Regions from separate parts of the Mus musculus genome. Here regions 2, 3, 4 and 5 are each linked to region 1. Evidence: chromatin loops called from intact Hi-C (ENCODE). Cell type or tissue: heart. All regions are shown on one strand. Links, peaks and the distances in the headings refer to the core of each region. The heading gives the core; the rest is flanking DNA.

The links. Peaks named below come from ENCODE experiments on the same cell type or tissue, not always from the same donor. Only the 100,000 strongest peaks of a DNase experiment are listed, where the experiment ranks them.
Region 2: it touches region 1 in a loop (2.4-fold over the local background); 4 of 42 quality-filtered maps call a loop at or near these places.
Region 3: a loop joins it to region 1, with 2.5 times the contacts of the local background. A loop is called at or near these places in 3 of 42 quality-filtered maps.
Region 4: it touches region 1 in a loop (2.3-fold over the local background); 4 of 42 quality-filtered maps call a loop at or near these places.
Region 5: a loop joins it to region 1, with 8 times the contacts of the local background. A loop is called at or near these places in 38 of 42 quality-filtered maps.

The regions. Positions count from the first base shown.
Region 1 is chr10:13,427,086-13,433,231 of GRCm38, forward strand. All of the region lies in intron 1 of Phactr2 (phosphatase and actin regulator 2), which reads right to left. Among named protein-coding and RNA genes, the nearest start is that of Phactr2, 44 kb to the right of the region's middle. In heart, for the core only: a CTCF peak has its summit at 2,876 (motif pointing left); no DNase peak of the experiment used is centred there; H3K27ac peaks cover 1,605 bases.
Region 2 is chr10:13,272,014-13,278,159 of GRCm38, forward strand. All of the region lies in intron 2 of Phactr2 (phosphatase and actin regulator 2), which reads right to left. Among named protein-coding and RNA genes, the nearest start is that of Gm46211, 49 kb to the left of the region's middle. In heart, for the core only: a CTCF peak has its summit at 3,350; a DNase peak (open chromatin) is centred at 2,888; H3K27ac peaks cover 2,107 bases.
Region 3 is chr10:13,279,694-13,285,839 of GRCm38, forward strand. All of the region lies in intron 2 of Phactr2 (phosphatase and actin regulator 2), which reads right to left. Among named protein-coding and RNA genes, the nearest start is that of Gm46211, 56 kb to the left of the region's middle. In heart, for the core only: no CTCF peak of the experiment used is centred there; no DNase peak of the experiment used is centred there; H3K27ac peaks cover 2,037 bases.
Region 4 is chr10:13,257,389-13,263,534 of GRCm38, forward strand. Phactr2 (phosphatase and actin regulator 2) reads right to left here. Exons shown (of 13, transcript NM_001195065.1): 4 at 4,378-4,536. Among named protein-coding and RNA genes, the nearest start is that of Gm46211, 34 kb to the left of the region's middle. In heart, for the core only: a CTCF peak has its summit at 2,926 (motif pointing right); no DNase peak of the experiment used is centred there; H3K27ac peaks cover 1,075 bases.
Region 5 is chr10:13,015,661-13,021,806 of GRCm38, forward strand. No RefSeq gene overlaps it. Among named protein-coding and RNA genes, the nearest start is that of Sf3b5, 10 kb to the left of the region's middle. In heart, for the core only: CTCF peaks have their summits at 1,057 (motif pointing right) and 3,000 (motif pointing right); no DNase peak of the experiment used is centred there; H3K27ac peaks cover 2,029 bases.

The sequences.
Region 1 (6,146 bases), core at 1,182-5,181:
GCTTATCAGATTTATCTGTCTGAAACACAGCTCTCTGATGCTCTGGTACCCAAGACTCTCAGCAGTTCTCCACTAACTGATGGCTCTTTTAAGGGCTAGCCTGTGCGTCAAGGCCGTGCACAGCAAGGCTCCAGTGTATCTGTTTGGCATCTTTATTTCCTTCACCTGAGACTCTAGCCAAACTCAGACTTCCCCTTGGTTCCTTCCTCTCAGTATCTCTACTTAACTCTTCTTTTTTGGACTGAATTGTTTCTTATACTAGTGTGTGTGTGTGTGTGTGTGTGTGTGGTGCATGTGTGATCATGTGGGTACATGTACATGTGCTTGTTAGCATGTGGAGACTAGATTGTCTATAGAATATCTGCCTCTATAGCCCTTCACATCATCATCACTATCTTTATAATTATCATTGTCATTATTACTACTAAGACAGGATCTCTTACTAACTCTGGAACTCACTGATTCAGAAAGACTAGCCAGAAACCCCAAGGACCCCCCAGGCTCCTCTTCCCCTCGCACTGGGATTACAGACAAATGGTTGCTCTTGGCTTTTCTGTAGGTGCCAGCAATCAGAATTCAGTTCCTCATGCTTACCTGGGAAGCATTTGCTAACAAAGCCTAGTTCAAATCTCCAGTGCCCACACAAAAAGCGGCTACCTGTAACTACTGTGCCTGGCTGCAAGCCCAGAGCTGAGAGGCGGAGGCCAGGAGATCCCAGGAATTCAGTGGCCAGTTAATGGAACCGGTGAGCTTCTGGCTCCACGACAGACTTTGTCTCAAGGCGGTACCCGTGGAGAGCAGAAGAGAGCCGAAGTTGTCCTCCGGGTTTCCCACACATGCGCACAGCCCACACATGTGCACAAGGCCATCCATCCACACATTCCCATGCATGCAACACACATAGACACACCACAACACAACACACAGCACTCATATACCTCAGGTAAAAAGTGTAATAAACAAACGAATAGACTCTGTTCTCATGGCCTCCTGCTAGCAGGCTGTTCATTTAAAGACAGATTTCCCCACTGCCTATGCAGTACCCACCACAGCAGAAAACCAGTTGAATCTCCTTCTCTAGAAAATTCACCCGAAAAAAGACCCATGTCTAAAGGCATGAGGCCACCAGAATATAATCTATTTATTTTCCTATGTACAATTTTCACTTTATGTAGGTGAGTGGTGGTGGTGGTGGTGGTGTGTGTGTGTGTGTGTGTGTGTGTGTGTTGCGTGTGGTGTAGTTTTGTTGTGTTGTGTGTGATGTGTTGTATTGTGTGTGGTGTGTGGTGTGGTGTGTATGGTGTGGTGTGTGTGGTGTGGTGTGATCTGTGTGTGTGGTCTGTGTGTGTATGGTGTGTGTGGTGTGGTGTGGTGTGTATGTGTGGTCTGTGTGTGTATGGTGTGTGTGGTGTGGTGTGGTGTGGTGTGTGTGTGGTCTCTGTGTGTTGTGTGTGGTGTGGTGTGTGTGTGTGTTGTGTGTGGTGTGTGTGTTGTCTGTGGTGTGTGTTGTATGTGGTATGTGTGGTGAGGTGTGTGTGGTGTGTGGGATGAGATGTGTGTATAGTGTGATGTGTGTAGTGTCATGTTGTACAGATACGGTACGTGCATGTCCTTCAAATTGGGGTTCTACTATCAAAACCCAGCTTTGCAATCTCCTCCCACAAAAGAACACCACTGCTACCCTCATAAGGGAAAACCACAGACTCTGAAAGCTTTTCCTGGGAAGGACGGAAGTGTGCTACCCAAGGTTTGGCTATCGCTCGTGTGCCATAGAGTATTAAGAATTGTATCTGCCATATAACTGTGCCGTGTAATTTTTGTTTTCAAATAAGTTTCAGCTTACGTTAAAAAACCAAAACCAAAACAAACAAACAAACAAAAAAACCCAGTAAATCTTGTCTCTTTCAACAGAAAGAAGTTTTGAACAAAAAAGTTGAATGTTACAAACAAGTTTCTCACAGGGACCAGGTACTTGGTGATCAAACACAAAACTTAACATGAGTCAGAGGGGAGCTCAGAGAACTTTTGGCTTTATTGTATATTCAAGTTTAGGGTTTTTTTTTTTTAATGAATATGTTTAGTAAACTCACTTTTTCAGGAACAGAAAGAAAATCTTATGATTTGCAAAACTGTGTCATCTAGAAAAAGTGTGAGAAGACCTTCCGGGCACTGTCCCGGAGAGCAGAGTGTCACACAGCAGCCTCCTGTCCTGGCTGTCCCCTGGGCGTTATATAACGCAGAGGTAATTAAGAAACTCAGCCTTGGACTGTAAATCCCATCCCACAAAGACTAATCCAGCGTGAAGACATCCGTGCGCAGATGCGCCGTGTTCCCAGCCAAAATAAAGCCGGCAGCCTTGGGATACATACATCTGCTCTAATCCTGCCGGACATCAATTTAGAAGGATTCGGTTTAGCCAAGGACATTGGCTTTCCCTGACATATCTCCTTCCAGAAAAGTGATTATACTGTACTGGCTGAACACAGCAACTCTAAACGTTCCTAAAAACTTAAAAAAAAAAAAAAAAAAAATTTGTTCACAGACTGGAACATAGACTTTTCCTCCTTTAAATTGAAAACAAATGTCCACTTAGTAAGACTTAATGTATTTAAGAGTCAATTGTCTTCTGAAAACAGTTTATCCCAAGAAGAAAAGGATTTTGATTCAACAAAGCAGTGAAGTCAGAGTTTTAATAGATTGGAGAATAAATAAACGTTAAGTCGTTAAAAACAAGAATTAATGTAAGAATTCTTCCTAAGTTCTAGAGAACTTGACAAGAGAGAAACTCACAAAGGACAAACTGGTTTTTCTGTGTTCAATAGAAGCTGTTCAGTACCAACACAAAATGCCTGGCTTTGGGTTTAATTGGTGTGACTTCGGCGCCATCTTGTGCCCAAAGTTCAAACAGCAGTAAAGAGGGTTTCCTCCCCCCTCCAACCCTGCCCCCCATTTTGACATTTTTTTAATACCTTGAAAACTTTCTAAAAACATCTTATCACAGAAAATATAAGGGAGAAATTATCAGTGTTCAACCTTCCAGTGATGTGGCTCTCAAAATTTCCGACCTGGTGCCTAAAAATATCCTATATACCAGATAAAACAAAGCCACAGGTGAAGAGAGAAAACTAAATGGTTAACTGAGTGTGAGTGTGTGTGTGTTTCAGAAATTGATATCCTGTGTTCTCTCTCTCTCCCTCTCCCTCTCCCTCTCCCTCTCCCTCTCTCTCTCTCTCTCTCTCACTCGCTCTCTCTCGCCCTCTCCCTCTCCCTCTCTCTCTCTCGCTCTCGCTCTCGCTCTCTCTCCCTCTCCCTCTCTCTCTCTCTCTCTCTCTCTCTCTCTCTCTCTCTCTCTCTCGACTATCTGTCACTCAGCATGGAACTCAACAGTGAGGCTATACTGACTGATTACCAAGCTCCAGGGATGCCCCTGTCTCTCCTCTGCATCCCCAGCACCACAGGAGTGTACCACTGCATCTTAACTTTCAAAGTAAACTCTATGGGACCAACCCCAGGTCCTCTCCCTTGGACAGCAGATCGATCACCTCACAACTGGGCCACCTCCCCGACCCTTCACCAAGGGATTTTTAAGGACCTTTGTAAGTATGACCTTTCACACATCTCATTGGCTCACAAGTAACGCTTGGAAATCGTGACACTCAGAAGATCACTAGCAGATACAAGGTTGAACTCTTAAACGATGAAAATATCCTCATTGAATCACCTATTTGTCAAAAAAAAAGTTTTCAAACCTGTTAGCTATTTGTCTAGTTATAGCCCTCATTAACACGCCAGTTGCACACTGTGCACTAATTACCCACCACATAGTTAAATTTAAACTTACCAGTATTCATAAATACTCAATTATTTAACCAATATTCATAAAAAGATTTTCCATGATATCTTAAAACTTTCTGTGTTTTAGGTGAGGGGTCTCTCTCTCTCTCTGTGTGTGTGTGTGTGTGTGTGTGTGTGTATATACACAGTATGAGGCCAGCTGCTCGAACAGAAATAAACATTTGGAATAGCCAGTGTATGGCCCTAAAACATTCACACCACATTTCCAGTGCAACCAATGCAGAAGTACTACTTTTCTACCAACACACACACACACACACTCACACACATACACACCCATAAACACACACACATACACACATTCACACACACACTCATACACACACATACACACACACACACAGAGACACACATACACACACACACTCACACACAGACACACACTCACACACATACATACACACACATACACACACACACACACACACACACACACACACACACACGGGGTGGGGGGAGAGACAGAGACAGAGAGATAGACAGAGGAAGAGAGAGATAGAGAAACACTTTGAAAAATTTAAGATATCTAGAAAATAATTTTATGAATACTAGTAAGCAATTCAACCTACAGAAAATGCAAGCAATCATAACAAAAAATAAATGTAGTTACAATTTTAAAATCTAATTGCGTTTCTGGTGCTGGTATGTTGACTGGTATACAAACCCACTTACACTGCTAAAGGAAATTGCTTTAAACCTAAACTTCTAAGATGCACAGAAAACAGACCCGAAAGTGCTTTGTCCTCTGCAGAGCCAGGCCTGGCTAGATATCAGGAGTTCATGGCCATCTGAGGATGCTGTGAGACGCTCATGTAGTTGGACTTGTTCCCTATTCACAGTCTCTGCTGCCTCTAACCTCTTCTACCCACAGCCTTTGGCTCCAGGACTAAGAAAGCTCCAAGCAGGCTTCCCCCAAGTAGAGCCTCTAGGTGAGAGAGCAGACTTCGGCTTCCTTGCCCTGGGCTTGGGGAACCCAGGTGGATGGTGCCCAGGTTCCTGACTCAGAAAAAGTGACTTGAGAGTGGAAACTTATTTGGCACTAATTGAAACAAACAAAATGTCCCCTTGTTCATTAAATAAAATTTACAAGTTAGAGCAGCTCCGGGCCTCTGAGTTCAGCTAAAAAGCCGTGCTGGGATCATGTGCCCCATGCAGAGATCAGAAAGGCAGGAAGAGTTGAAGACAGTCTGGTCTCCGAGGCACAAAGGGAAAACAGACAGGCAATTAACTTCAGCACTAAAACAAGTGGGGATACAGGCAGGAACACAAACAAACAAACAAAAACCCACAACCCACAAACCAACACAGTGGGATGAACTGGAGAGGGAATGTTTGCACAGGCACATTTGCAAGCCACAGAAAACCTAAATCAAGTCCACTTAACCAAAAGGACAAAAGGCAAATAAATAGGAAGCAGAGAGGAATGTGTGCATTCACAAAACCACAGTCGGGGGCAGGGTGGCCTCTGGCTTAGCTACATTCAACTGAAAACTCTGTTTGCTTCAATAGGTTCTCCCCATCATATATTAGAAATGACAATCTTTAATCAGACAAGAAACTCTTTTGTCAAAAGCCCCAGGCATTTGAACTGAAACACGCACACGCACACACACGTACACACACGTACACACGTGTGTACCTAAAAACACTAAAAAGCCTAAAAGATGCACTTTTGTGTTAGGTACTAGACATAAATACAAAACCAAGAAAGCATAATGGTAGATTGTTCTGTAAAAATCCTAATTACATGGCTTCCCCCCTTCTTTTGCCCTATATAATAAAATAGCATAGGCTTGTTGCAGTTTGATAAATTAGTGGACTGATAAGTAATAATCCATATGAAAAGTGGTAAAAAAAAAAGTATCTAATATTTTCTATGCAGAGATTCCCATATTGGAAACATTAATTTTCCAAGATTATAAATAGTGTTATAAGCCTACTATTCAAATAATGTGGAATTAAGAACAGCAGTGAAAAATAGCGGATTTCAAGGCAGAGGCAGGGAAAGCAGAAATGACCTGAAGAATTAAAGAAATGCTTTGAAATGTGATGGAGCTTGGCAACAGGGAGCAGCAGGCACTCTCAATAGCCGAGGATGCACCAATTTAGGCAACAGAATGCATACAACAGTAATGGGGTATAACATATAGGATAAAATAGATATCCATGAGCTCATGTGGATACAAGAAAATCAGGGAATGGAAGAATAAAGAGCTCAGGAGAGGTTGTTTGTCGTCAGAAGAGAATTCCAGTCCAGACATGTAAAGAAACCATAGAAATTGGAAGACCAG
Region 2 (6,146 bases), core at 1,434-5,433, 150 kb before region 1:
CTCTACCACTGGTCACGATGTCCACATTCATCCTCCTTCCGTCTCTTTCTCCATCCCTCCCTTCCTTCCTCCACTCTGTCTCCCTAAACCAACGCTAAGGTCAAGCTTTCCTTATCTTTTTCTTTTTATTATTATTATTACGTATTTTCCTCAATTACATTTCCAATGCTATCCCAAAAGTCCCGCACACCCTCCCCACCCCCACTCCCCTACCCATTCCCATTTTTTGGCCCTGGCGTTCCCCTGTACTGGGGCATATAAAATTTGTGTGTCCAATGGGCCTCTCTTTCCAGTGATGGCCGACTAGGCCATCTTTTGATACATATGCAGCTAGAGTCAAGAGCTCCGGGGTACTGGTTAGTTCATAATGTTGTACCTACAGGGTTGCAGATCTCTTTAGCTCCATGGATACTTTCTCTAGCTCCTCCATTTCTAAGCATGTTTCTTCTCTCAGTTCCATTTCTGTAGTTATGGTTTCTTTCTACAACTAGATGGCTTCTCTAATCGCTCCGTGGTGAAATCATCCCTAGAGTTTTATGCCATTTTCAAACAGCACCATGTGCAGGGCCCACTCTCTACCTAAGATACTTTCAAGAAACCTTTATATGCTTTTCCCCTGCAGAATGAGGTGATATCTGCTCCCATTAGGTTCCTTCAGAGGCGATGGCCTACGCCACATGAAGGCTAACATCTAGTCTAGAGGGCTTTCAAGAAACCTTTCACTGATATTCATGCTCTAGAATGAGCCACATGTACTCTGTTGCTAAACTCTCTGTGTGTGTGTGTGTGTGTGTGTGTGTGCTATGCATATTCACACAACTCTAGTGGATACCCTGACACTTTATCCCTATAATACCCCAAATGCCTTATTGCATGCTGAGGAATCTAAATGTCTTTTATTTGGGGCAAGGAGAAAAGGGGTGGTGAGAGAGGCAAGGAGTGTCTAGCATGTATGTATGTATGTATGTATGTATGCATGTATGCATATACACACATGTGTGTATATTTGTGTATATGCATACATATACATGAATATACACATATACATACATATGTACACATACATACATATATAGCATACATAAACATATACACACATATACACACAAGAGAGAGGCAAGGAGTGTCTAGCATGTATGTATGTATATATTATATGTACATATTATGTGTGTATATGTGTGTATATATACATATATATGAATATACACGTGTATACACAAATATACACATGTACACATATATTATGCATAAACATACACATATACATATACACACATTTATATATACATATATATACTCATGCACACACAGATATATACATATACACATATACATACATATATATGTTTTTTTCCCACTTGGGAAAACCTGTCAGTTGTGAGTCTGACATCCTTGGATTCAAGGCTGTATGGCACGCTGGTGATTGGTTCAGAGAGAGACATGTGCTCAAATAGTACCAGCAAGATCCAAGCCCAAGAAAGTTGTTGGAACAATAAGTAATTCAAGCTTCATGTTTCTTCTGGAGCTGGAACAACTAGCTTGCTATGATGGTAGAGTTGATGGTGATGGCTTTGCCTCCGCAAGAAAAGAGCTCAAGTTTGAAACCAAACCAAACCAACCAACTAAAAACAGAGGAGCACAGACTTAAATTGGGGGAACGAGATTTTTCAATCCTAGCTTTTAATTACCTGGATCCCACTGGGCTTGCAGGTGGTACTCCCGTGGGACTTTTCAGTCATATGAGTCAATAGATTCTGTTTTCTGCAGCTCTTATGAGCTATACACAGTAAAGAGCTTTGCCCAAGGAAGAGATTTTTGGTTTGAATCTCATTGAACTTCCTTCCAGCAGAGACCAAAGAATCTCTGTGCGTGAAGAGTAGAGATACAAAACAAGAACTAAGTAGGTCCCCTCCTCCCCCCTCAGTTTGCAACTCAGAACAGCCTTAAGAAAGAGGAAGATGGGGAGATCTATGTCCCTTCCTTCTCTTGGGAAATTAGTGTCCCAACTTCCCCCAAAGAAACATAATTGTAATCATCTACTTCACTTGCCACTTCAAGAACATTTCTAACCCCCATCCAGTATCTGAGAAGGATAGCTGAGCACCTGCTTTTAGTCCCTTCACATGAACAAGGAGTGTGAGACTTGGAGAGGCTAAGCATGTGTTCTAGGCACACTGCTAGAGTCTGATTGAACACAGGTGTACCTAATGAAGAGTTCATCACTCTGCAGTGATGTTTATACCGAACTCTGCTTCTCCAAGGTTGGGCACTGCTTTCTCTTTTTCTTCTCTTTCAGGAAATTAGGAAAACTAGCTCTTACATTAGTTTTACATGGATAAATTTTAGGCAGTACTATAGTACTACAATTCAAGTTACAAAATGCTAAAAATAAAAATAAAAAAAAAAAAAAAAGCTTTCTTGGGTTGGTGAGATGGCCTAGTCAGTAAAGGTACTTTTGTGTCATATTTGGTTGCTTGACCTCATAGGATCCACACGGTGATGGGAGAGAACAGAGTAGTTGTCCTCTGACCTCCACATGCATGCCATGGCATGAATGCCCCTTCCCTCCCTAAATAAATAAATAAATAAATGTATTAAACTTTTATTTAAAAATGTATACTCTCTTTCTGACCCCTGTCTGTCCCAACTGAGCCCCATCCTAATTCTACAAGCAACTACAATTACAAGAAAACACAATTAACTTTCTAATCACTCTAGAGGGAAAAGCAGTCTAGAAAAATGACTGGAAAGTGAATCTCAGCTCTTCTGGGCTACATGCCTTCTCAAACCAGTTGACGGTACCACCCACTAGTGGAAAGTATAACCCAAAACTCCTGTTGCTGTTGCTGCTGCCAGGATAAGGGTTCGGACAGTTTCAGGGACACTTGAGCTGTCATCAACTCGTGCTGTCTTATTTTCTTTGGGACCAGGCTGTCCACAGCATGAAGATTAGATATGGAAGGGATTTCAGACATAGTAGGCTGTCCAGATTGAGACATATTCAGTAAGCATCTAATCTATGCTGCGAAGTGTGAGATTTTAATATCTTAGGATTTTTTTTTAACACAGAAAGCTATGTATGTCTTTGAGCCTGTTTTGTTTAGTTAGGAGCAAGACATACTGAGATGCAACTCAGGCAATCCAGAGAGTAACCAGTCTACGTTAGAAGACTGGGGCACGGATTTCTTAATCCATGTTTACCCCTTTCCTCTATGTATCCGACCAGACGAGGCTCCAAAATGAGGAAAATGTTTGTTTCTTTGAGTGTATCATACAGTTCTCTCTACACAAAACAGTGACAAGCTTTGCGGAGAACAAGATTCCTTTGACAAGAGCTCCCCAGACCTAGCCAAGGTTGGGAAATGAACTGCATCCAGTCCTGTCTGCCCCTGAAGGAACATGATAGAGAGTCCCTCCAAATAAAGGTCTTATTATTGAAAGTAAATACGTATATAAGTAGGGTTTCAGGTGGATAATACCCTAATGAGTAAGTTTTCACAGCAAGCTGCAACACTGACATCATGGTTTTGCTCAACAACTTTCCTTCCCATTGTTTCAAATTCTCCTATTGTTCAAGTGACCTCAGGATTACTTTCAAGAGAAAGAAGGGGACTTCTTTCTCTTGAGGATGGAGAGGCTGTATCTCAGGGCATATACACCAGAAAAATGCATTTCTCTTATTACATGATGTAGGATGACTCCATCTTACATATGTATGGCACCATAGACTGCTAAATATTATATACATATATATATATATATATATATATATATATATATATATATATATATAATTTTTTTGTTTTTGTTTTTTATGAGACAGGGGTTCTCTGTGTAGCCCTGGCTGTCCTGGAACTCACTCTGTAGACCAGGCTGGCCTCGAACTCAGAGATCCACCTGCCTCTGCCTCCCCAGTGCTGGGATTAAAGACATGCACCACCACGCCTGACTTCTATCTCCAATTCTTAAGAGGACTAAAATGTTCTGTGAAGAAGCATTCTTTATGTAGAAATCAGTTATGTATAGGATAGACTTCTATAGAATATTACATAGAATTCTAGGATAGATATCTGCATGTCACATTTTACAGCTTTTATGTTTAATAGAATTCTAGTAAGCTAAAACACTTCTGTGTAAGACAGAGATGAAGCTCTTAAAAATGAGTCTGTTTCTACATCTATACCTTACCACTTATTATCACATGAGGCAAACCCCCCAGCTCTCCTGTGACTTTGTCCCTGCACAGGGAATGAATAACTAGAACCTACGAACAGATACTAGTGTGGCTGAAACATGAAATGACTGGGGCACAGCACAGATCACCTAATTATTACGTCTTTACCCCCTCCCACGCCCCCAGGATACGCCTGTGTATACCTTTTATTCCACCCACTGACACCTGTAGTTTGATATGAATATCATCCTAAAGATATTGTATAGCCCAGGAATGAGGAACGAAGAGTCAAGTTGCACAACAACATTCAAACACACACACACACACACACACACACACACACACACACACACACACACACATATCTATAAACAGGCTCTGAAACTGAGATCAACTTCTTTAAATTTTCTCTGCCTCATTACTCATTCACTGATAAAAGTAAGACCGTGATTGTAAAACATCTCATGGAACAATAAGGAAGATTACAAGCATTTAAAACATCCTGGCTGGGCTGATGAGATGGCTCTGTGTGTAAAAGCAGGTGCCTTGCCATTACGTCTGACAACCCTGAGTTCAATCACTGGGACCTACATAGCAGCAGCAGAAGAAAAACCACTCTGGAAAGTGGTTCTCTGATCTCCACATTCATGATACTGCTGTTGCGTGCAACAAACAAACAAACAAGAAAGAGATAAAAATGGTATTGGATACAGTAAAAATGAGGATTAGCTGTCTTTATTGATACTGATGTCTCTCTCCTACTCTAAGACCATTCCTCAAAAGAGTCTCAAACAAGTAACAGAAATAAGTTTACACCTCAAAGCAGACCATAAACTACACCTGCAGCAGAGCGTCTCATGGGAACACTTTCGCCTTGGTGTGGTGTCACTGCTGTACGTTTCTGAGTACTGAGCTGAATTAGAAAACTCAGCTGAAAGAACCACATTCAAGGTGTTGGCCATCCATCCGCAGCTGATTTAGAAGATGGTTACGTGTCAGTTGCTATCACCTGGGTTTTAAACCTGATTCGCCTGAAGCTGGGGAGCCGTTTAGCAGGTACATGTTTCAATTTCCTGAAACATGTCCTCAAGTCTGCTGCTCAACCATGTAAATGCTCTTAACCCTACAGACCTGTACATAAAAGGCTGCTAATGTACACTTCTGTTATCATTGGAAAAATTAAATTTTAAAACATTTCTGGACTCTAGAAATGAAACTCTTTTAAATGATAAAAAAAAAAAACCACACACACACTGATGCACAGTAAATGTCTGCATGATTTTCTTGTCCCCCATGTGTGACCCAATCATGTTTTGTACTCCCTTATATTTCTTATATAGCTTTTTTGATGCTCTTTCCCATAATGGGCACTACTAAGCCCTTATATTGTTCAACAACAACAACAACCACAACCACCTGTGTGAGAACCAGCTTCCACACTGAAGACCGGGGAGCAGTGGAAGACCATTGGGATAGGAAGTGTTTGGGAGAGTCAGATGAGTAAAACTCTTCCTCTTACCACAGAAGAAATGAGAATCAAGGCGATAACAATTCCAAATGGGAAACAAATCAGGAAACTATGGAAACCAAATCCCAGTCACTCTCCTGAACTTAGTCCTGGTGATAAGGGCCAGATCCATATCACAGGACGGAACAAAACAAAACCACAATGGGAAATAAAACACAGGAAATCAAATAATGAATGGACTTCCCTGACCCAGACCTGGCTGGAAGGAACTCCATGGCACCTCTCAAAGTACTTACAGAGGCACCACTCCAAAGCACAATTAAACTGGGAAATTCTCTACCGAAGAAAGGGATACAGATAGCCAGGCACTCAGAAAGTCGCCAAAACTCCAAGAGAAGCATCCTTTTAACCAAGACCTTGATGGGAATGTTACCATCCTTCTTCCCTACCCGCATCAGGAACAAAAGCCATGCAAGAAAAACCAATCAACAATGATAAATTTCA
Region 3 (6,146 bases), core at 1,148-5,147, 150 kb before region 1:
AGATCTTTGCCAGAGAATCTAAAAACCCATGCCCTTAGTCAGGCATGCTATGCATGTCCCCAAACCCCACACTGGTCAGGTAGGCAAGAGGATCTTGTTTAAAACCAGCTCAAGTGAGACACTGACTTGAGGAAAAACTGAAAGAGAAAATCTCTGCTTGGAAGGCAATTTCTGCTTTAAAAAAGGGGGCTGAAGAGATGGCTCAGAGCTTAAGAACACTGACTACTCTTCCAGAGGTCCTGAGTTCCGTTCCCATCAATCACATGGCGACTCACAACCATCTGCAATGGGATCCAATGCCCTCTTCTGGTGTGTCTGAAAACAGCTACAGTATATTCACTGCATAAAATAAATAAATAAGAAAAGGAGGAGGAGGAGGAGGAGGAGGAGGAAGGTCAGGAGGAGGAGGAGGAGGAGGAAGGTCAGGAGGAGGAGGAGGAAGGTCAGGAGGAGAAGGAAGGGCAGGAGGAGGAGGAAGGGCAGGAGGAGGACCACCAAGAATGCTCCAGAAATAACTTCACAGCCTGTAGGATGCAGAGGATAAAATGAGCCTGACAATAAACAAACGTTACCAGATGTAGACAAATTGGACTGCACCCCATACAAGTGCTGGTGAGACTAGTAAATGGCCCTATGTTGGAAAACCGTGTTCAAATTGCTAAACAGCAAACTGTCACCAGATCCAGCTATTGCATTCCTAGGTAAACCACCAAGAGAAGTGAAAACATTCATCTACACAGAGAACCACATACCCAAGCACTATCTATCCATAACAACCCAAAGCAGAAACAACTCATCCATCACTCAACGGATAAAATGTGCTATATCTGTACAACGGAGAACCTTTCAACAGTGGAAAATGATCTGGTATCAGTTATTAGAAGGATGGTCTTGAAAGCATCATGCTAAGTGGGCAATGTCAGTCACAGATAGATAGCACACATTTATAGTTAGGTATTTACATGAAATGTCAAGAACAGGCAGAGAGCAGAGCTGGGCAGGTGGGAGAGTGGGCGGAGTGTTAGTGGGAATGGGATTCCTTTCTAAGGCGATAGAATGTTAAGAATGACTGTGGTGCTCATTACACAGCTTTTGAAAATTACTAAAACATTGTTGCAAATGGTAGATGAATGAACCACGTGGTATGTGAATCACCTCTCATCAAGGCTGTTGAAAAAAAAAAAACAGGTGCTGGGGAGAAAGAGAAATGATGAGACAGATCCCACCGTAGCATTCGATACTGAATTTATTGAAGGAAGAGAGGGGGCCAGTTCAAAGGGAAGGGACAGAGAGAGAGAGAGAGAGAGAGAGAGAGAGAGAGAGAGAGAGAGAGAGAGAATGAGCCCTGCTTTGCCTCCCATTGAAGGCAGAGTGAGAACCAGTATCCACCTAAGAAGAAAGAGAACAACCACATGGCCCTATTACTATTTTAAAAGGTGATTAGGCAGTCTTACATCCTTTGAGTTTTGACTGTTTCACGGGTGAATCTGGCCAAACTCTGAAAGAAGACAAGTGTCATAAGATTCCTTCCAAGAGGAGACACTTGCCAGTGCATTGTATGTAGCCACTGTCACTCCAATACAAACCAGAGAGCTGCATGTAAAAAGAAAATAAAGCTATCGATCAATACTACCAATAGTTAAAGAGTTACCCAATAAATAAAAACCTGGCAAAACGAGAGGGAAGGAGGGGCGGAGGGAGGAGGGAGGAGGGAGGGGGGAGGAGGGAGAGAACAAGCAGCAAACATACCCCAGTGGAGTCCTCTTCCAGGAATGCAAAAAACTGGCTCAATAGTTAAAAATATATTGAGGGAGCTGGTGAGATGGTTCATCAGTTAAGAGCACCGACTGCTCTTCTGAAGGTCCTGAGTTCAAATCCCAGCAACCACAAGGTGGCTCACAACCATCCATAACGAGATCTGACACCCTTTTCTGGAGTGTCTGAAGACAGCTACAGTGTACTTACAGATAATTTTAGGGCTCTTTCTTCTGTATTAATGAATGTGATCACACTTGGGCCTTCTTCTTTAGAATATTGACATATTTGGTTGGTCAATATATTTTTTAAAGATTTATTTACTTATTATCTGTAAGTACTTTTTTTTTTAAAAAAAATAAAAATCCAATATGAGACTTGCTCTTCCAGAAGACCTGGGTTTGATTCCTAGCACCCACACTGTGTCTCACAATTGTTTGCAGATCCAATCCTAGGGGGTCCAATGCTCTCCTCTGTTGGTACCAAGTATACACATGATACACAGACTTAAATACAAACAAAATACCATACACATAAGATTAGATTTTTAAAAAAGAAATCCAATATCTATTTGTATGTAACAAAAACCTCAGCAAGCAAGGCTCGAGGATGACTCCTCAGCTTGTCAAAGTTCACTTCCAGTAAGTCTTCAGGAATCACACTTAACGAGCATTTTCCCCTTAAGGGTTGGAACCAAGAGAGGATGGAGCAGAAATGCCTTTGAATGGGGAGAAAAGGTGAGAAAGGCACACAGACAGGTAGAAAGAACTGCAACCATTTCCGTGCATAGATAGCTGACTCACTCAGTACTCCCATGTGAACAGGATACAATAATGCCTCTATAGATGACAATGACCAATAGAAATCAACTTTTAGAAACATTTAAAGATACATATCATTTGCAATACATAAAATTAAAAAAAAAAAAGAAAACACACAATTGTAAATTTAACATGATCTTCTTAAACCTTCAAAATGTTGATGGGAGAAGTAAAGAGTTGACTAACTGGAAAGTCACATCAGTTCACAGAGTAAATGATTCAACACAGAGAAGACACCAATCAAACACATCTAAAATTTGGTACAGATAGAATGTGTACTACTCAGCTATTAAAAAGAATGAATTTATGAAATTCCTAGGCAAATGGATGGACCTGGAGGGCATCATCCTGAGTGAGGTAACCCAATCATAAAAGAACTCACATGATATGTACTCACTGATAAGTGGATATTAGCCCAGAAACTTAGAATACCCAAGATATAAGATACAATTTGTGAAACACATGAAACTCAAGAAGAATGAAGACCAAAGTGTGGATACTTTGTCCCTTCTTAGAATTGGGAACAAAACACCCATGGAAGGAGTTACAGAGACAAAGTTTGGGGCTGAGACAAAAGGATGGAGCATCTAGAATCTGCCATATCTGGGGATCCATTCCATAATCAGTCTCCAAACGCTGACACCATTGCATACACTAGCAAGATTTTGCAGAAAGGACCCTGATATAGCTGTCTCTTGTGAGACTATGCCAGGGCCTAGCAAACAGAGAAGTGGATACTCACAGTCAGCTATTGGATGGATCACAGGGCCCCTAATGGAGGAGCTAAAGAGAGTACCTAAGGAGCTAAAGGGATCTGCAACCCTATAGATGGAACAACAATATGAACTAACCAGTACCCCCCAGAGCTCGTGTCTCTAGCTGCATATGTATCAGAAGATGCCCTAGTCAGCCATCAGTGGAAAGAGAGGCCCATTGGTCGTGCAAACTTTATATGCCTCAGTACAGGGGAACACCAGGGCCAAGAAATGGGAGTGGGTGGGTGGGAGAGTGTGTGGGGGACTTTTGGGATAGCATTGGAAATGTAAATGAAATAAATACCTAATTCAAAAAAAGAATGCAATTACAAAACCAAAGCAAAACAAAATTCCATCAAGGATATTTTTAGACTATAAGTAAGCTGATTCTAAATTGTAAATGAGAAGGCAAGGAAAGTAGACTAGTTAAAATAATTGCACAATGAAGAATGAAGCTGGAGAAACCACACTAACTAATTTTCAGACGCAAGAGATACAGTAACAAAGAAAGCCTGGTATTTGTGAAGGAGCAGACACATAGATTAGGAGAACAGAACAGCCAGTCCAGAAATAGAACCACATATGTGGCCAATTAACTTTGCAAAGGTGCAAAAACAAGTCAATGTGCAGATAAGCCTTTCCAGTAAGGATTGCTGCGAGTCCCTCTGAGACATCCAAGAGAGAAAGAGAGAGAGAGAGAGATGGCGCACCACCAGACTGGAGAACTTTTGATCTATAAAAGGCCCCATTAAAAAACCAAGAGGCAAGCTGAGGGCTGGGAGGAAGTGACCAAACAACACCAGACACGGGCAATGCACCTAGAAAATATAGTCTTACAACGCAGCTGAGAAAAACAAATAGAGCCATGAAAATGAAGACTAAAACTGACCTTTTCTCAAGGAGAATTTTTGAAAAAATTGAATGGAAAAAATAGATTATTTTAGCAAACAGAACTGAAACAACTAAATCAAACCTCACACTGGACATGAATATTAATCCCAAACTGACTTAAATATGCACAATATAAAATTATAAAAGCTTTACAGGGCACATAACAAGACATTTTTGTGACTTAAATTGAAGCCTACAGAGTTTGAGCCCACAAGTTGAAGACAACTCTGAGCAAGGCAGCCGGGTCTTATTTCAAATATGAGGAAGGACAACTTATAGAAAATAGAAAGAGTGGCAGCCACAAGGCAGGACAGAGTTGTTGACTAGGTAGACCTTCAGTTCTGCAAGATGAGATGACGGATACCTGGTTCCATAATCACCTAAAAGTACCGGAGGTGGCGCGTGGCACATTTAAGAATAGTTGACATAGTTAATTTGATCATCAGTACATGCACTGTTCACTTTGTAGCCCACGCTGGCCTACAGCTTTTCGGAAATACTCCTCATTCTCCCGTGGAAGGATCACGGGCGAGCATTACCACGCCCAGTGATAGGGGAGTTTTTTCCACTATAACTAAAAATAAAAGCAACATCAAAGTGTGACAATGATGTGGAGCTGTTTTACACTGCTGGCATACATGGAACACTCTGGAGAAGGCTGGCTATTGCCATTCTTACATATTCCCTCCCAACAAGTGAAAATTCTCACTCACTGAAACCTTCCTAAGAATTTTATAGTAGCTTTAGTTGTACTTACTCACAGCTGGAACCGACTACTGGCTAAGCAAATCATAGAATGAGAACCTATACTGACATACCACTTAGCAACCAAAAGGATGATAGACATCTGTAGGATGTGCCTATCAGTTGCCAAAGGAGGGCTCCCATCCCATTAGTACTGAATGCCAGTGCCCTTTGCTTTGCTTTGCTTTCATGTTTTGTTTTAATTTTTAAGGTTAGTTTACAAAGAAGTATGTTTCTTCATGGCATGCTCACACATGCACTGCTCCCATCTCTTCTTCTTCTCCCTTGCTGGCCTCTCTCATGCCTCCTCCCCAACACCAACTGTCCCCAGGCTTCTCCAGTGAGTCTCCCTCTTTCAGTGTCCTATAGCATGCATTCCATTATTCTCTGTATTTCAGACATCCATTAAGATATCCCCTGCACAAACCACAACACACACACACACACGCACACACACACACACACACACACACACACACACTCATATATACAAAGTCTAAAATTTAGGTCCCCCACATGAAAGAAGATGTGTAGTATTTGCCTCTCCAGGTCTGGTGTTCTTCTCTACAGCTTCGAGTTTCTTTACCCACTGATCTACTGATGGGCGTGTAGGCCAGTTCCACTTACTGACTACGGTACACAGTGTATCTAGACACATGCATGTGCGCGTCTTTGTGATGTGCTGCCTTAGACCCTTACCCGAGACCCGAGCCGCTCAGTCCCACTTAGTCTTATTTTGAGGCTTGTTTATGAGGCTCCTCCATATATATTTCCATAGTGGGCCAGGAGTCTACATTCTCATCATCATTGAGTAAGTTCTCTTCTTTTTCTCACGTCCTTGTTTCCTTGACAGCCATTCTGATTGGGTAAGATGGGATCGTAAAGCAGTTCTCATTTGCATTTTCCTGATGACTAAGGATGTTGAGCATCTTCCAAATATTTTACTGGCCATTTGCATCCTGGCTTTTGAGGACTGTTTCTATAGTTCATTAGCTAGTCTTTTGACTGGAACTGTTAGACTCCTGTTGTTCTTTATATATCTTAGCTAATCCCTGGCTGCTATGTAGGCAGCAAGAAAGTTTTCTCCCTATTCTGCAGGCTGCCTCTTCACTCTGGTGACTGTTTCCTGCTCTGTGTAGATGCTTCTTACTGTCCTGTGGTCCCATTTGTCAATTCTTGA
Region 4 (6,146 bases), core at 1,006-5,005, 170 kb before region 1:
TGTGGAAACCAAGATTAACAGTTCACAATTACTCCAAAGGCCACAAAGTTAATTTTTCTATTTGATAGCTACTGGTGTTGCATCTCGAGACAACAAAAGACCACACGCTCCTGGAAGAAGCTACAGACCCCATACCCCAAAGCCTGACATCCTGGGCTCTACCCTGTTATGCACTAGGAAATACTCACCAGCCTCCCGGGATGTGTTTCGGCTTGTTGGCTTGGGTGGAGGGGTTGGGGCCTGCTTACTGGGAGCCTTGACATTTTTTCTATTAGGAGGCACTTCATCTCCTTTGTGGCTGGCCGCAGCCGTGGCCCCTTTGGGAGGCCCAGGAGACTTTTTTGGTTTAGGTTTGGGTTTAGGTTTAGGAGGAGCTGTAGGAGGTAGAGTAGGAGCAGCCGTTGGTTCAGAGTGGATTTCAGTGTTCTCTACAAACGAGAAAGTGAACAGAGCAGACTGATACAGACACACACATGACAGAAAAGCAGGGAGCAAGACATGGCGACACTGACAACACACAGGTGGCTTCATGACATTTGAGAACTAGATAGTGTTTGTATCAGAGGGAGCCAAGTTTCAAGGGAGAACAAAGACTAAAAGACAGACAGGGGAGGGTTCTCTGTATCCATCCATCATTCCTTTCTTTGATGGAAGGGTGGCATAAGTGACTATGACGAAGTTATACCAAGGGTCAGTGTAAATATGCGCTAGGTACCAGCTTTAATTCCGGCCTTCAGTGTGTGGTTGCCAGTTGGCGACATGGGCAACAAGTCCCAATTTACAAGTTGTAAATGCAACACAATGACCACCTTAGTCACAGGGAAGGACCCTCAAGAGTGACAGACACACACTGTAGCAATACACTGCTGTGGGTGAGACTTACAACCAGAAATCTTAGTGCTTCCAAAACAATCGGGTGTGTTCTATACTCTGGGAGACGCCAGGGGTCTTTGACACAAGGCATTTGGCTGTTACTTTCAACCATTAGAGTGCTTTCATGTTTTCCCAGAGGAGCAGTGCAGCTTCAAATTCTACAGTGACTTCTTCCACCCTTTAGATCAGAACCACAGCTCTAGGTATGCAGAGTGCAGAATAAGAGAGTCCACTTTGTCTTATAATGTATGCTTTACAGAATAGTTTTGAAAGGACAAAGCACACACTTCATAGAAAAAACTGTACATAGGAAGAGCAGACCCATAAAAACTGGGAGAGAAGCAACATCGCTCTGGGGATTCTGAAGGCTGGCAATGTACCTACGTCTGTATTATTTGTAATAGTGACTGAAGTAAATTAAAATGCAATTCCAGACCAAAGAGCCAAGTGGTTGTTTCTTTGTAAATGGAGCACAATAGAAACTAAAGACAGTGTCAATACAAGACAGCCTTTACTAAATTCATCTTTCCAGTTTTGTGTAACCAAGAAAGGCATGGCATACCATTTCTTCTGCTTTGTTTCTTGGACATACCACACACAAACTCTAGCAGTAGTTTGGGGACCATGGAGCTAAACTCTTTAGCCTTCCAACTCTACCATGATAGTTTTCTCTGAGTGCCTGCCACACTGGGGATCCCTAAGTTGTATGCGTATATGTAAATTTGTATCTAATCAAACAATGCCTTAAAAGTCATGTCTATTCAACGAATGTGACTGGCTGACAGTATTGACAATTGGTAGAAAATGCTCTCTTTATTATTTGTATGTGGGTGGTAATGATATATATAAGATATGTAGTGAGTATATGATTCAAAGGTTTTGTACAAATTCATGGTAGAGTAATGGAACACTGGCCTTTCAAGGGGATGTTCTGAGAGAGCTGTCTGTTCATGCTGGCTTTGGAAGGACATGAAGCTTCACAATAGCAGCCTGGAAAACACGCTGTCTCCTCCACTTCCAGGCTTGGCTCTCTCCTCTATGTAAAGATCTAAGGTCAATAGTTAGAGTAATCCAGGACTGTGTGTGTTCTGCGCCTGGTCTGGGAGGCACTTATGTTCTAATTCCTCTCTTTTAACCCATCTGTCTCGTTCCTGTCTCCCCTAGGACTCAGTTTGGAAAGACACTGTGCAGACATACAACTCTGGTCTCCTTGAGATTCCTGCTGGCTCCAGTACCCTGGCCTGCTCAAAGCTTTGCATCTCATCATGACTGCTTGTGAGCTATCTGTTCTCTTAGAGGGGAATCTGTATTTAGACAGACCACTCTTCATTCTCACTGTGGTCTCTGCTAGAGCTTCATGCAGGGTAGTTCTCCAGTACTGTTGATGAAACAACCACATGTTGATCACTGTTCCTTCACTGAAGGCCCTGCGTACTCATACAGTGGAGATGATGTCAAATGACTTTCAGATCTCATGCTCTTATACTGGAACAGACTGCTGATCAGATTCTGTGTCTCAAATATCTAAGGACACCTATTGAGAAAGAATAACAGTAGACTAAGAGCCTAGAAGACCTTGGGGAAGAAATCTCTTCTCTTGCCAGAAAAGGTCCAAGGCAACAATACCAATTGTGGAATGAAGTGCCTTCAGAACCCCAGAAATACACACAGAGCCAGGGTTGGGGGCGGGGTGGCACCTTATGTGCTTGCCTTTCAATATTTTTTAGACAGTTACCAGGGAGAATAATACTACTGAGGGGATTGGCTTGACTTTGAGAGCGAGTCCTGAAAAATTATGGAGTGAGGATCATAGGAGGGTGGGTTTGCTTGAGAGTGAGCTCATGTGTGAGAACAGAAGAGAGGCAAAGTGAAGCTGACTGGTTTGTTTTTTAAGAATTAAAAGGTGTAGGACTGAAGAAGTAATTCATATCTTTGTTCTTAAGAAATTTCTATTTAAACTATGAGTGACACTCTTAGTTTTGCCTCAGAGAATGGCTCCCAGTCTTAATACCTTTCTTGGTTGGTGGCACAGTTCCATATGGGCTATGTCCACACAAGAGGGAGCTGTAGCAGCCACATCAACGACACCCAGCACTTGTGGCATCTCCATCTCCTCATGTACTGATGCTATCATGGAACTCCCTTGACTAGAAAGAACTAAATGTACTAATCTGAGGAATAGAATTATTCCCAGCCGTGCCTTGACCTGTAAGATCTGCCACCTTCTCCTGAGAACACCAAGGCCTGATGGGTTAAATAATATAAACCTATCAGAAACTTTTCATTACACTGATAAGGGAACCACTTCCTTTCAACTCTGGCCAGTCACTGGGTAGCAATGACACCCACAGGGATTAGGGAAAAATCATATGTGGATATGAACTTTAATGTTGGAACTGAAGAAAATAAAACACTGTCCCCTCCCAACTAAAATCTCCACTTGAGTCTCTTTAAAGTCTGTCTGCTTTCTCATTATGTCCCAGGAATATTATCATTAAAAAGTACAGGCAAATCTCTTATTATCAGTATTAATAACCTTAACTAGGGGTTTCTACTGGAAGAGGTTAAGGAAAGCCCCGTAAGTACTCTGCTTAATATCTGAGGGCAGCAAATTAATAAGAGTTTGCAAAATGTCTATACAATGCAAATGAAGTTGAAAAATGTTGCCATGCAATTCAGAGACAAACCTTATGGAAATGAGGAAACATACCATTTCCTGAAGATTCCTTTTTATGTGCATGGTAACATTTATTCAGAGGATCTTTGGCTAAACCTTTTCTTATAGGACATCAGCTCAAGGTTTATGTAAGCATAAGGCTTGGTGGAAAATAAGTTGGTGTTGGGATGGAGCCACCTTAAGGAGTTCATTAACAACCTGGAGGGCCCCATGAGAAATATATTTTGCAGTATCCGACTCTGACCCCACTTTAGAAACCAAGTTTTTAGAGAATCCTTTGGCATAATCGTAGACTTGACAGAGCATGAGTGGACCATAGAGCAAAAAGTGGCAGAGAAATCTTAGCTCCTTATGGGTCTACTTCTTGCTGTATCTTAGAAACATCTAGAAACTAAAATACTGGGCTGTGTGGATGCACAAGCTACTTCCCACAGACATAGAGGGAGTCTACTCTGAGAAAGACACATGACCCCTTGTTGAGCTGCCTACGTGGACCAGCTACAACCAGAAGAAAACAACATTCCAAGTCCTCTCATGCTTTTGAAGGTCTCAAGAGAAAACTTTAAAGAGGAGACCATTTCCAGGCAATGTAACTCCCCACAAGCCCAATCCTTTTGATCCTACTATCAGTTAGCTTTCCTTACTAACACAAAAGCAGAGGGCACACTATAACTGGATGTCTCTGTCTTTGGACTCGCCTGTTTCTCTTCCCTAGCCTCTGTCCAATTTGCAAGGCTCCTGTGTGCAGGGTACTGGTTGTAGTCACTCCTTGGATCTCAAAGTTGGGCTGTGCTACAGGAGATGACATGGGAGTCTGTTTATTTTACCTGTCTTCTCTTCTGCCTGCTCCTCCCGAGGTGGTGTTTTCTCACACACAGAGTCACTCCCTTCTTCAGGTTTCCCTACATTCTCCTCTTGGGTAGCTTCCTCTCCGATGTGTATCATGTGCCCGTTTGAATTTTCAAAGTTAACTGTTACATCTCCATCTAAAATTGGAAAGAAACACCTAGATGTCTAACTTGATGGCTTTCTTTAAGATTAGTTTCCCATTCACTAGGACTGCAGGATCTAGGTTCGTGCTTCTGTCCCTGGGAACCAAATCACCATGCTTTCCCATCTGATTTCTTTAAAAGGAAAGAGGCATACAATTCTTGGTCTTGAGGAAAGCAACATTGGACAGAGATTCCTATGTCACCTCAAGACAGCCCACGTGGCCACCGTAATCACACAGTGTCCCAGGCCAGAAGAGTTCCTCTGCCCTTGTATTTAGGGTTTGCTGAAGTAAACACTTAGGTGTTTCTTTTGTATCCAGAAACTGAATGAAGGAATGATCTGGAAAATGGAACAAAAATTGTAACACATCAAAACCACGAGGTGAATGCAAATATACAAATAACATGAGATGCAATTACACATACGGAGGGGGATAGCAGAGGACTTCCAGACGCCAATGTCTGTGAGCATGTTAGACAGTGTGCATACTGTACATAGCAAATAGCTGTGAACATGTTAGCCAGTGTTCACACTACACAGCAATCTAACTGTGAGCATGTTAGCCAGGTTCACACTACACAGCAATGTAACTGTGAGCATGTTAGCCTGGTTCACACTACACAGCAATGTAGCTATGAGCATGTTAGCCAGTGTTCACACTATACAGCAATGTAACTGTGAGCATGTTAGCCAGGTTCACACTACACAGCAATGTAGCTATGAGCATGTTAGCCAGTGTTCACACTCTATACAGCAATGTAACTGTGAGCATGTTGGACAGTATCTAAACTTTACACAGCAATGTAACTCTGAGCATGTTAGCCAGGTTCACACTACACAGTAATGTAACTGTGAGCATGTCAGACAACGCCCATATTCTACACAGCAATGTAACATTACTTTTGTTCAGGAAAAAGATTTTTTTAAAAGCTATTTTCATTTTTAAATTTTCTTCATTATGGGAACAGTAAAAGAGAATTACAACTAGAAAACATACATCAAAAACTAGTTACAGAAGATTTTTTAAAATTCACAGCTTAAAGTAAAATTCCTCATGTATTCTAAATCATAAAGACTCATTTTAACCCCTGCCCTTCCTGAAGGTGTTTAAAAGTCAAGGGATTTGCAGAACTCAGTGATGCTTGGTCATCCTGTCACAGTAATTATTCCCACACACAGAAACCTTGGAGGCTCTGCTGCCACCATAAGAGAAAAATTAAGGAGCCTAAGTTTTTTTTTTTAACTAATTGAAAAAAAAGTATCAACAGAGTTGTTTCTATTCAATTTTTTTAAATTAATTTTTGCAGCATCATTATAAAATAGAGATTATTTCTCAAATTTTCACTGATTTGCTTCATAATGAAATTCACAGTCCTTACTGTTAAAAAACCATGACATTTTCATAAGGAAGATAAATATGGAATTATGCCATGTAAAAATGAAAATGGAATTGTCACTCAGTCATGGGGTTCCTGCGGACCTGTATCTGATTCCTGTAGAAAACTAAGACAGACAATAATAACCCGAGGCAATGCAACTGCAATTACATCTTCACAATCTCAATAATATGAATATGAAGAATTATTGGACTGGAAGCACCAGT
Region 5 (6,146 bases), core at 997-4,996, 410 kb before region 1:
TTCTTATAACCTACGATAACTCCAGATGATCTGACGGGCTCTTCTGTCTGCTGTGGGCACCTTCATGCATGAAGGCAAAGCATACACACACATAATAAGCAAATAGCATTTGAATTCATCTTTAGAAAGAAAGATACAGAAAGGTAGCTGAGTGTAAGCCTACTCTCTCTGCTTGACTTATAACCTTCACGTTCCTGTCTTGAGTCCATGCCTGCCTAACCTCCATGGTAGGCGATAAACTGGATGGGGAATGTACCCTTCCCTCCTCATGTTGCTTTTGGTCATGGTGTTTATCACAGCATTAGAAAGCCAACCAGAACATTGCTAAGCCTGGATTCTCAATAGTAACTAAGTCTGGATTACAGCCAGTTATTCTAGCTGCAAAGTCCAAATCTCAACTATATAATCACCCCCAAGTAGATTTAATGTGGGAAAATACTATTGGGATAATTTAGTACTTTTTGTTGTGGTAGGTAGTAGTTCTTTGGTTTGGTTTGTTTGTTTCCAGATACAATCTCACGGTGTAGCCTTGGCTGGCTTGAAACCTGCTATGTAGACTACACTGGCTTAGAAACCACAGAGATCCACCTGCCTCTGCCAGGACTGAAGGTGTGCACTGCCACATCTGGCTCAATTCATCAGTTTTTATCTCAGACTTTAAAGATACACGTGTTTTGTGCTGCTTTGTTTTGGTTTTTGAGACAGGGTTTCTCTGCATAGCCTTGGTTGTCCTAGAACTCTCTCTGTAGACCAGGCTGGCTTCGAACACACAGAGTTCCATCTGCCTGTCTACCGAGCGCTGGGATTAAAGGTAGAAATATGAAAACCTTAGAGGCTTGTACCAAGGAGTATGAGACCACATGAAATATCTCATCTACATAAACCAAAGCTGTATGAATCTTTATCAGTTAGAGTGGCAACACTCATGGTGGAGGAAATAATTTTGTAATGACAATTCTCATTTAAGGATCAGAAAATGAAGTGCATCTCAGAAGCTAAAAAGCTGTCCTAATACGTTTAGTTGTTTCAGGCATTCTTAGAGTAATGTCTGTGTTGACCACTGGAGGGCAGTATAGGATAGGAGTTACTTTTTTAGAACCGCTCTGCACAAAGGACTCCTGCTGACTTCAGCAAGGAATCAAGTTTCTTTGCCTAAACTTGGAAACTGCTCTATACCACACAGCACACCGGGCCAGTTTCCATTAGATAAACCCACATCATCCTTTTCTGTTATAGACCACTGCGTATGTTGTTGTTTGACTGGTTTGGTTCTTCTAGACAGGGTTTCTCTGTGTAACAGAGTCCTGGCTGTCCTAGACTTGACTATGTAGACCAGGCTGGCCTCAAAGTCATAGAGATCTGCCTGCCTCTGCCTCCGGAGTGCTGGGATTAAAGGCGTGCCGCCAAGCTCAGCTTGGTGTTTTTTTTTTTTTTTTGAGAACGGGCCTTGCTACGTAATTTCTGCCCTAAGATTATAGGCCCGTCCATCATGCTAGGCTCAAGACATCTCAACTATGGCCCTGCTTTCTAAGACAGTCTTAGGTTGCCTGGTTTCTGGTCTTGAACTCCCAATCTTCCGGCCTTTGACTCCTGAGCTCTGAGGTTGCAGATCTGTACCGCCACACCTGGCTATCATTTCTTATTTCTTACTATGGATTAAAAGGCTCTTCAGTCTCTGGCGCCTGTTTTTATACAGCTAGAAAAGCAAGTTCTAAGTCCTAGAATGGTAGCCATCACATCTTCTAGGATTTGTCAAGTATCACTCTTCCAATGACTTACATAGTATGATCTCATTTAATCTCAGCAGACTTGGGCAAGTTATGACATTAGACCAGTAGGCAAACACATTTGCCTAAGAATTTCATGAATTCATCATTTTTAATAGGTGAGTAGTACTCCATTGTGTAAATGTACCACATTTTCTGTATCCATTCCTCCGTTGAGGGGCATCTGGGTTCTTTCCAGCCTCTGGCTATTATAAATAAGGCTGCTATGAACATAGTGGAGCATGTATCCTTGTTATATGTTGGAGCATCTTCTGGGTATATACCCAGCAGTGGTATAACTCGGTCCTCAGTCCTTTTTTTTTTTTTTTTTTTTGAGGAACTGCCAAACTGAGAGGAAATGTATCCTTAAGATTGTCCTGTAGGTAAATCTGTGATGAGGTGTGTGGGGCCCCGCCCATTGTGGGTGGTGCTGTCAGTTGGCTTGTGGACCTGGAGTCCATAAGAAAGCAGGCTGAAGTGCTGTTGCAGGGGCCCATGTTGATGTGAGTGGCCTGTGTGGCGCCCTGAGGCAGGGTTGTCCTTCACGAATGCCTGATAGCCACTTCTAGAAGGCCCAGCAGTGACACTTTGGTTCATTAAACAGGGTGTCCTCAAGAACTTGAGTGCTCTTATTTTCCAGAGCTTAGCCAGAGAAGCGTCTGCCTTCTTTCATGGAGGTCCACATAGTGGTAAGCACAGGTCCAAAGCCATCAAGATGGATATCCCACGACACCTATGCTCTTCTCGGGCTTCTGCTCCCACGGAGCCATCTGTACTGACATTTTCTTGAGGGTCATAGAGCTCGGCAATGAGGATCGACCCTCAGGGCTCAACACAGAGCAAACTGTGCTAACCAATGAGAGTTTGATTTCTTGGTCTACACCTGGCCCAACTGGCAGTGCTGTGAATAGATGCCAGCCTCTTGATACTGTCCCTTGGCCAGCTGTGGTACAGACCCAGGACTATCACACCCTTGGGGAAGAAGTGCAAGGACCCATGAAGGAGGCGCTGAGAGATCTGGTCCTTGTGCAATCCCCAGTCACGGGTCGGAAGCTCCTTGTGAGACTGCTCTGCAGCCTCTTGGCACACCTTTGACAAGGAAAATACAGTTCTCAATCATTAAAAACAAACAAATAAGCAAACAAAACAAAACAAAACAAAACAAAGAACAAGTCCCAGCCCTGCTCTGCATCTGGTTGCTAAAAGAACCCGCTGACTCTTCTTGTGCCCAGCAGAGGGCGAACGGGGGCTGTGCAGCATGGAAAAGTGGGGCCTCCCCTCCCTTCAGGGTATGCCACCATTGTCTGTGTCCTGCAGGATTCTACAAGGTGGAATGGGTAGGCAATGTCTATCATCTTTTCCAGGGGAGCCTTACCCTCTTGGAATGGAAATGACTGAGTCGGGAGCCCTGGGCTGCTTTTTGCAAGCCGGTAACTCATAACACATCGCTCCACGCCTACAAAAAGATTGTATATTAAAACACACCTAAATACACCATTTCAAAGGATCATCATGAGTGTGGAGTGGTCTAGTGTTCGTGTTTGACACTAAATGCTCCGCCATTGATAAACCCCTGTTGTCTTTTTTACTTTTTGACAAAATCTTTTGGAGCTAAGGCTGGTCTCAAAATGCAAAATGCCCTTGAGCTTCTGGTCCTCCTACAACCTACAAGTGCTGGGATTATAGGCACGTGCAACCATGCCTAGTTTTCTGCAGTGGTGGGGGATGGATGCCAGGATTTCACGCATGGGTAAGCACTTCCAACCGAGCTGCATTACCACCTCCAGTACCACCTTGTGACATAACATACACACAGGTTTCTTTCCAAGGGACAAGGCGTCCTGCCCTCACTGATTTGTGGCAAGTTCTCTCTCACACACTACACTGATGTCGGGCTCTTCAGGGGGACAGTGGTTCCATCTGGATAGCTGTGTCAGAGCAGTAGCAGAACACATAAGATTCTAGAGTCTAGAAATTTCCATGTTGGACTTGAATAAGTCCCCATCACCTCCTTAAGCTTCTGACTCCCTTGGACAAAGAAATTCCGGTTTGGTTTGGTTTGGTTTTCTTCTGCAAACTTCTCTTCAGGAACAGCCAGGACACACAGGAGTTCTGCATTCATTGTCTTCTGGAACTGGGTTGGCCAGTCTAGGGTGTCCTTCTGCCCTGGAGGGCACATGAGTTTCTTCCAGGCCTCTTGCTTTCTTCTGTGTTGAGGAGTGTGGAGCCATCAGCACCAGCCCCAACTCTAGCAGGGTCTCCCACCTCTCCCCATGACAGACCAGGAGTTTGGGAATTAGCACTACATGTTCCCACAAGGTGGGGGAGACTTTCTCACTTCTGAGTCCGGAGGCTTCTTCTGCATATTCTAAGAGCTCTATAGGTTCATCCTCACAGGGACCCAAGGAATTGAAAGAGGACAGAAAGGCATAGAGTCACTCTCCTTGGGAGGCCCCACGTCCGCCCCAGAGACCAGCAACCAACTCTGCAAACAGGGATTTGCCTAGCATCAATCCCAGCCTGGGACTCAATGCCTCTGGACCCCTCTGCACCGAGACTTGTGTGCTGGCAGCCAGGGCCTGTCTCCTAGAGTTCACAGCCTGTCCTTAGTCAATAAACACATTAAAACATGCAAGCACATATGTAAATATATGACTTCACATTCACAGAGTCCAGCCTGGCTGTGGATTAGGCACAAGGCAAAGATGGTTTCTCTTTGTCTTTGTTGTCACTGAGCTGGGTAGGTTTTTGTTTCTATGTTAAATAGTCTGAGCTGGAGGCCAGCAGCTATCTCTTGAGGAGCTGGGCATGTAGAATATTTCAGGCTTACCCCCAGGAAGCTGTGGTATCCCTCGCAAATGGAACCAGCGGTGGTAGGGGGGGTGAGGGGGTTGTCAGCTTGGTCAGGAGCTTCCACCATGAATATGTGCACACGTCCCACACCAGAGCTGGTGTGAACCCATTGTCAGCAAAGCCTGGAGTTATCAGCTCCCCCTAAACATCTGACTCTAGATCACTTTCCTAGGGCTGGCTTGGTCCTCCCGAGTCCCATGACTTACCTCCAGGAGTAGGGACTTGGGACACTGCCTTCTGTCCTCTGCTCGCATCCCTGAAGAATACGGCCTTATATGCTAAAGTGTGTTCAGTAATTTGGACTCATGTGGCATGGGGCACACTCCTCTGTGAACATGCCAGGAGCACCTAGATGAGGGAGGTGAGCCATGGGCCTTCCCAGTCACCAGAGAGGAGGTGCCCCAGGGTGATAGCTCTCCAATAGGAATTACATCTCAATGGCCAGGTGTGCAATGGAGATGGGCATGGAACTAGAAGCGTCAGGGCGGCATGCAGGAGAATTAGGCAGAGAATCCCTCCAAGCCTTCCAGGTGGAGTGATGGGTTAAATGAGGGAGATGTAGCCCTGTTTGCCTGTCTTCTATCTGCGGTTTGGAGGTATGGACAGGTCCTGGGAATCTCTCAGACATCTTAGAGCTCAACCTAGGAGGTCTGAGTCTCCTTCTGCTCAGACAGTCTCACTCCTGTGCACTCAATGAATATGGAGAAGGAGGTCTGAGTCTCCTTCTGCTCAGACAGTCTCACTCCTGTGCACTTAGTGAATATGGAGAAGCCAAGATGATGTCTACATAGAGCCTTCAACCATTTGTTTGGTACAGGAAGGTGCTCTGCATGTGACTAAAAGAACAATGTCATCACCAAGTCAGCCAGAAACTCTCCAGTCTACCACTACCATTATTTGGTGTTTTGCCTGCCAGATGTACTAGTGCAATGGTGTCACATCATTTGTAGGAGTAACCAATCAGTATCTGATTTGACCTAAGGCTCACCCTAGAAGAAGGAACCCATACCCAACTCTGCTTGGGTGGCTAAGTACCTGCGACTGGCTAACGAAGGGACCTAGCATAACACCAAATAATACTAGTCCAACAGAAATAAAGTAGCAATAGAATGACACCTAATGACATTTGCTATACTCACAGATCAGTGCCTTGCTCAGCCAGCGTCAGAGAAAACTTTTCTTGCAGCAGATGGGGAAAAAATACAGAGACCCACAGACAGACATGATGTAGAAAGGGAGAGACCTTGAAACACTCAGCCCTAAATGGGTTGTCTGTTTTTTTTAAATCCCTCCCCAGAGGGCTCTGGGATCCCTATGGAAGAGGAAGTATAAAAAGCCAGCAGGGATTGAAGGACACCATGGAAACAAGGCCCTCTGAATGAACAGGAGCAAAGAGCCTATGAACTAAGAGACTGAAGCAGCAGGCACAGGACCTACATGGTCCTCTACACATACACTGAGTTCCAGTATAGTCTGTTTATGGGATTCCTGAGTCTGTGAATGAGTGGCTCTCTATTCTTGTGCCTT